Linked DNA regions of Homo sapiens: region 1 is linked to region 2. Evidence: read pairs that join two places in POLR2A ChIA-PET (ENCODE). Cell type or tissue: IMR-90. All regions are shown on one strand. Links, peaks and the distances in the headings refer to the core of each region. The heading gives the core; the rest is flanking DNA. Region 1 overlaps ADGRA3 (adhesion G protein-coupled receptor A3). Region 2 overlaps SLIT2 (slit guidance ligand 2).

Region 1 (2,919 bases), core at 420-2,919, 1.9 Mb after region 2:
AAAATTAGCCGGGCATGGTGGCGGGTGACTGTAGTCCCAGCTACTCAGGAGGCTGAAGCAGGGGAATGGCGTGAACCCAGGTGGTGGAGCTTGCAGTGAGCCGAGATCGCGCCACTGCACTCCAGCCTGGGCAACAGAGCAAGATTCCATCTCAAAAAAAATAAAATAAATAAAATAAGCTACCAATACTCAAAGAACTCTGTATTCTAATCTTTGTTTATAAGAAAAATGTCGACACAATAAATTAGCTCTGTTCTCTAGAGTTAAGATTCCTCCAGAGCATCAAGCCAGTAAACTACTGCTTCCTGAGAGGCAGCTGAATGGAAAAATAAGTCACTGAATAGTCTTCTAAGAAACTACATCCCGTGTCATTTTCTGAGTTACTTTCAGGAGTTTTTACTTCTGTCTTTGTCTGTTTTTTAAACCATCTTTACAGGCTCCTGGGAACAGAAGCTGGAGCTGCACTGGGAGCAACCTCACCAAACATTATCATATTCGTTTGTTTTGGGACTTGGTATCCTGCCAAACCCACCAACTTCTCCTGGTGCTGGAGGACTCCAAGCAGGCAAGAAACAACAGGATTTTGAGGCTGGGTGATAAGCAACCCTGTCATCATATCAGAAAAGCTTACAACTTGCATTCATGGACCAAATGCCAAACTGTGCCCCCAATCCTGCAAGATTTCTGAGCAATATTCCCGGTAGGAATTCAAGCCACTTCCCAACACAGTCTATGCGTGTGTGTTTGCCACACACATAAGATCAAGGAGATCACATGTGACTGCAGATAGATTGAATATACCCATCCTTGAATCAGGGATCCCACAGCTATGAACCTAATAAACTAAATAAAGACATGTTCTCATTTGCTATAATAAGGTAAACATACGAATTTGCATCCGTCTTCTATCCCCAACTTTTCCTGCTCTTCCACCACGTAGTCGTATCTCTGTTAGCATTACTCTTGCCCATAAAGAACAATTACGTACCCACCCATACTCGAGGCGCTGTGCGAAGACAAGTCAGAGTCCTTGCTTTCAAGGGTATATGCATTCTGAGAGAAGCACCAGTATCATAGAAAGTGACACAAGAGCACAAACACTAATAGCTACCTGGGTTCAGGGATGGAAGGATCAAAATGCCAGAACAGTGAAGAGTTCGTAGCAGCTGAGTTGGGTATTAAAGAATATCCCAGAATTTCCCAGACTGGGCTTCCAAGGCAAGGGTGTCAGCAAAGGCACACAGGAAGCAAAATATAAACTGCTCAGGGGACACTGAGATGTAGACTTTGGTGAAGCAAATAATTTGTATAAAAGACTGACCCTTGGATGAAAGCATCATGTCTTATTTTAACCCTGAAACACTGGCCACTGTGTTTACAACGTAACACTGCCTCAACCGATGTCCATGGAAAAAGTAATCTGTGCTGGGTATTGAGAAATCAGGCTGCAGATGTATGTAAGATTTTGCATTCAAAGATAACAATCTTACTCTTGATCCAATGGCTCTGCTGGTGAGAATTCAGGCTGTGGCGTCTTGCTGGCCTACAGATTATAATCACTTTGCTCCTCTCTCCCTTGGCTGCACTCATCTGGCAAAGAAGCAACCTGGCCACACCCAAGGAGTCCCATCACTAGGCTGAATCCAGGTGGAGAAAAACAATTGCACTGACCATCTCCCTTTGAATCTGATCAGAAGGCAAAACTGCAAAAAGATCCTCCCTGCTGACTTTTCTGCAATCCCCAGTAGGTTCACATTCCAAAAGAACATTTCTCTTCTCTTTCCCCTTCCTCTTGGCCCATTTTCCCCTTGCCCTGCCTAGATATCTTTGAGAAAATAGAAGCAACGGGGCCAAAATTCCCTCTTCGTCCCACCTGCGCCCCACTGCCCTCACGCCTGCCTTGACACCCATGTTCCACCCTTTCTCCCAAGACAAGGTATTGTGCTGAACCCCTACCCACTCCAGATGGGATTGCACCAGGTTCAAGAAGAAGAAACCCAGAGCTAGTGAACAGAACATGGAGTTTCACTGAGGGCTTACATGCAGGGGAGAGAGTTCAGTGCTGGCGGGCTGGACAGGAGAACTGCATGCCCCAGCAGAGAAACTCACAACTTGCAAAAAGCATGCAGTTCACAGCCGGGAGTGGTGGCTCATGCCTGTAGTCCCAGCACTTTGGGAGGCCGAGGCGGGCAGATCACGAGGTCAGCAGTTCAAGACCAGCCTAGCCAACATGGTGAAACCCCATCTCTACTAAAGATCCAAAAAAATTAGCTGGGCGTGGTGGCGTGCACCTGTAATCCCAGCTACTCGGGGCGCTGAGGCAGGAGAATCGCTTGAACCTGGGAGGCGGAGGCTGCAGTGAGCCAAGATCGCCCCACTGCACTCCAGCCTGGGAAACAGGGCGAGACTCCATCTCAAAAAAAAAGAAAAGAAAAGAAAAAAAAAAAGCATGCAGTTCACTCAGCATCTTCACTTAGCACCTTCCCCCGTAGGTAGGGATAACTACTCCTCTGATGCTAGGACTGTTTCGTCTCCACCTGGCAACCTTCAATTAACCCTAAAGGACCTTGATCCCCCATATGGCCCATGCTCCATGGGACAAGATGGAGACTCAGGTGTTCCTCATAGATAAGAAATGACTTGGCCGGGCGCGGTGGCTCACGCCTGTAATCCCAGCACTTTGGGAGGCCGAGGCGGGCGGATCACGAGGTCAGGAGATCGAGACCATCCTGGCTAACACGGTGAAACCCCGTCTCTACTAAAAATACAAAAAATTAGCCCGGCGTGGTAGCGGGCGCCTGTAGTCCCAGCTACTCGGGAGGCTGAGGCAGGAGAATGGCGTGAACCCGGGAGGCGGAGCTTGCAGTGAGCCGAGATCGCGCCACTGCACTCCAGCCTGGGCGACAGAGCGAGACTCCG
Region 2 (2,923 bases), core at 244-2,743:
GTTCCCTCCTTGACATTCATTGACATCTTAAAACAACCTATTGGAATGGCTGCCATTATCCTAATACCACACACTTAAGTAGTAAATCTGGGTTTAACTTGGGTTGGTGGATTTCAGATCCTATGCCCAAGATTGCTACATATTATGGACATCTTTTCACCTAGGACTGATCAAGTGTGGAAAATTCTGCCAAGTGTTGGCTTGCTCGTGGAGAGGTGTGCTTCTTCCCTCATTTTATGACTTTATTTGGCATCTCTTTTTAGCTCTGATATTATCTCCTTATTGTATAAACAGATTAAAGTTGTCATTCTCCTTGATTAAGAAGATTTCAGGAGAGGTGCTCTGAGAAAGTGTAGTGGATAGAAAATGAATCACAAGTTGAATGCAAACAGAAGACAGAAGATGGACTTAGAAGGGCAAAATATGGACAGGGAGATGAATGGGAGGAGAGCCAGATGCAAAGAATATTATTTCAAGAGATTAGACTATAGAAACAAGTGGATTTAGATAAACCAGGTAGATGTAAAAATCACATTCTGAAAAGGATTTTTGGTTAAGGAGAATTACAAGCTACATAAAATAGGAAAAGAAATTATATCATATTTAGACCTTTAGAGATATGAGAGGAGGCTGCTATGTGGAATTTGTTTGACTTACAAACATCTTTTGTATTACCCTTCACTCAAACTCAAGTGCTAGAAATAAGAAATGATTGTTGAATAACTGGGTTTTAAAAGATATGAAAAACAAGAAGCAAATAGAATGATAGCTAACTTTACCATTTTGGTAAAGTTGGTAGTCATGAGCTTTACCAACCTGAAGAAGTTGGAACTCAGTATTTTGCTATATTCCCAAACCCTATGCCACAATCAGTTCAGCAGGTTTAAGAAATTGTTAAAAGAGTCCTGAGTGTATGAGAATGCTTGTTATCTTGATTTTTTTTTTTTAGCTAAACTGAACATATATGAGGAGGCAACAATCTCCCATAACAAATTCCAGATATGAAAATAATTCAGCATAATTATCGCTGTGGAAAACCAAATTTGGTCTGGAATAAAATGCAAAGAAATTAGATAGTGATTATTAATCAGATATGGTCCGGTGGACATTTATTAAATAAATCCCCACTACGTGGTAAAATGAACATGAACTACTTCAGCCAGGCAATGATGCTGCCAGTATACTCGATTAAATTCTTCAAAGTGTATTCCATTTTCTTCCCTAAGACAATCTCTTTAATTTCTCATCTAATTACTCAAACATAATTTTTGGAACATGTCACATTCCACAGGATGAACTTACAAACTGCCAACCCCAAACTCCTTTTATTTAAACCACAGCCTTACAAGGTTGAAAGCACAGTAACAGGCCAAAAGACATTTTTTCTCGAGGCCGTGGGATGTGGCCAGATAAATGCTTATAGTCGTTGCATTTGCTGACTTGCTGTTTTGCTGGCATACGTTCTTCACCGTTCCATCCTACGCCTTTGTTCTGAGTTAGGTTCTTTCCTGTAAACTATTAAGGGATCTGCTAGCAATGAGCTATTTTCTTTCCTCTTGCTGACTCATATATAACTTTAGCAAACTCAAAACCATTTATTGTTAGGTATTATGCTAATTTAACTAACTGCTTTCACTGTCACCATTCATTTCTGCAGTGTGCTGAACAGCTAAGTTTTTTGCCCTTAATTGATAAATAAATTGGGGAGGGCGGAGAGAAATTAAATTTCTATGGAGCTTACTTTACTTCAGAATTAATGCCAGCAGTTTCCCAGCTGTAATTTGATATAGAGACTCCTTTAGTTATTGTAGTTACCAAGACAAAATGTAAGGGACATTAGCACTGGCACAGTCTCTCCTAGTGACTGAGGCATCACTAGAAGAAGTAAGCACCACCTCTTTCCCTTAATACGGTCATCCTAGGAACAGTTAATTTTCTCCTAATGGTTAAAAACAAACAAACAAAAAACAATTTCTATGTGGATACATTTCAAGAGTTTTTTAATCGATAGGAAAGCTAAACACTACAGGACACTATCATTTTCATGGATTTTAATTCAATACTGTTACTTGAATATGTGCTAGTATTTCCCAGGGTAAAGGATATGAAGAGATACAATGAATCTCTGTGGCCACCATATTTATTCATGTTCTCTTACATACATGAGTTTCTTTCAGTAGATCAACAACGCAAGCGTGGGCTGTAATCTGTAGAATAATTTGATGCAGGTAGTTTATGTGAGTAGAAGTTATATAGCTTTTTGGTGAAGGCACCTTAGAAGGTTAGAGCAGTAACGGTGGGGGTGCAGAGCTGCTCTGTAATTATCCACATAACTTTGCTAGAAATTGCTTGTGATAAAATGTTCAATTAGAATTATTGCTGCTTGTTCCAGTGAAGATAAAGAACTACAGAGAAATACTACAGAGTGAAATATAATTAATGTTGACAGTAAGAAATGTATGTGTTTTATGTATAAAGATGTCAGTGTCCTTTTCAGACACATTTGCCAAAAGGCCTTGTGGTGAGCTCTCACACAGAATGCACAAAGTATCATAGGTGGAACATACTTTTATTGAGGACAGTACAATTTCCACATTGTTAGTCATTTGTCCAATAAGTATTTGTGAACAAAGGAAAATGGCTGTGGCTAAATATGCATTTAATCGAGACCTTACAGCTCTTGAAGTCTTTTAAAGATGTCTCCCAAAACATGATTTTGCAAGTAAAGATCGTTTCAAAGATGTTTTCTTTTTGGAGAGGAAGATACAGAAACATCACCCATCACATATTGTGCAAATGAACCAACAAATAAACCGAATCAAAAGGAAATGAGGGAGATGATAATGAAGGTTACACTTTTGGTTTATTTCTATATGCATAAAGTGGCACTGTTTTGTATCTCCTATATGAAAGTCGTACTACT

Evidence for each region. Peaks named below come from ENCODE experiments on the same cell type or tissue, not always from the same donor. Only the 100,000 strongest peaks of a DNase experiment are listed, where the experiment ranks them.
Region 1: POLR2A ChIA-PET joins it to region 2 with 11 read pairs; 1 of 35 experiments calls an interaction of 5 or more read pairs at or near these places.

The regions. Positions count from the first base shown.
Region 1 is chr4:22,507,087-22,510,005 of GRCh38, forward strand. The region is part of intron 1 of ADGRA3 (adhesion G protein-coupled receptor A3); the gene reads right to left. Among named protein-coding and RNA genes, the nearest start is that of MIR12115, 6.8 kb to the right of the region's middle. In IMR-90, for the core only: no CTCF peak of the experiment used is centred there; no DNase peak of the experiment used is centred there; H3K27ac peaks cover 269 bases.
Region 2 is chr4:20,563,849-20,566,771 of GRCh38, forward strand. The region is part of intron 26 of SLIT2 (slit guidance ligand 2); the gene reads left to right. Among named protein-coding and RNA genes, the nearest start is that of MIR218-1, 37 kb to the left of the region's middle. In IMR-90, for the core only: no CTCF peak of the experiment used is centred there; a DNase peak (open chromatin) is centred at 1,483.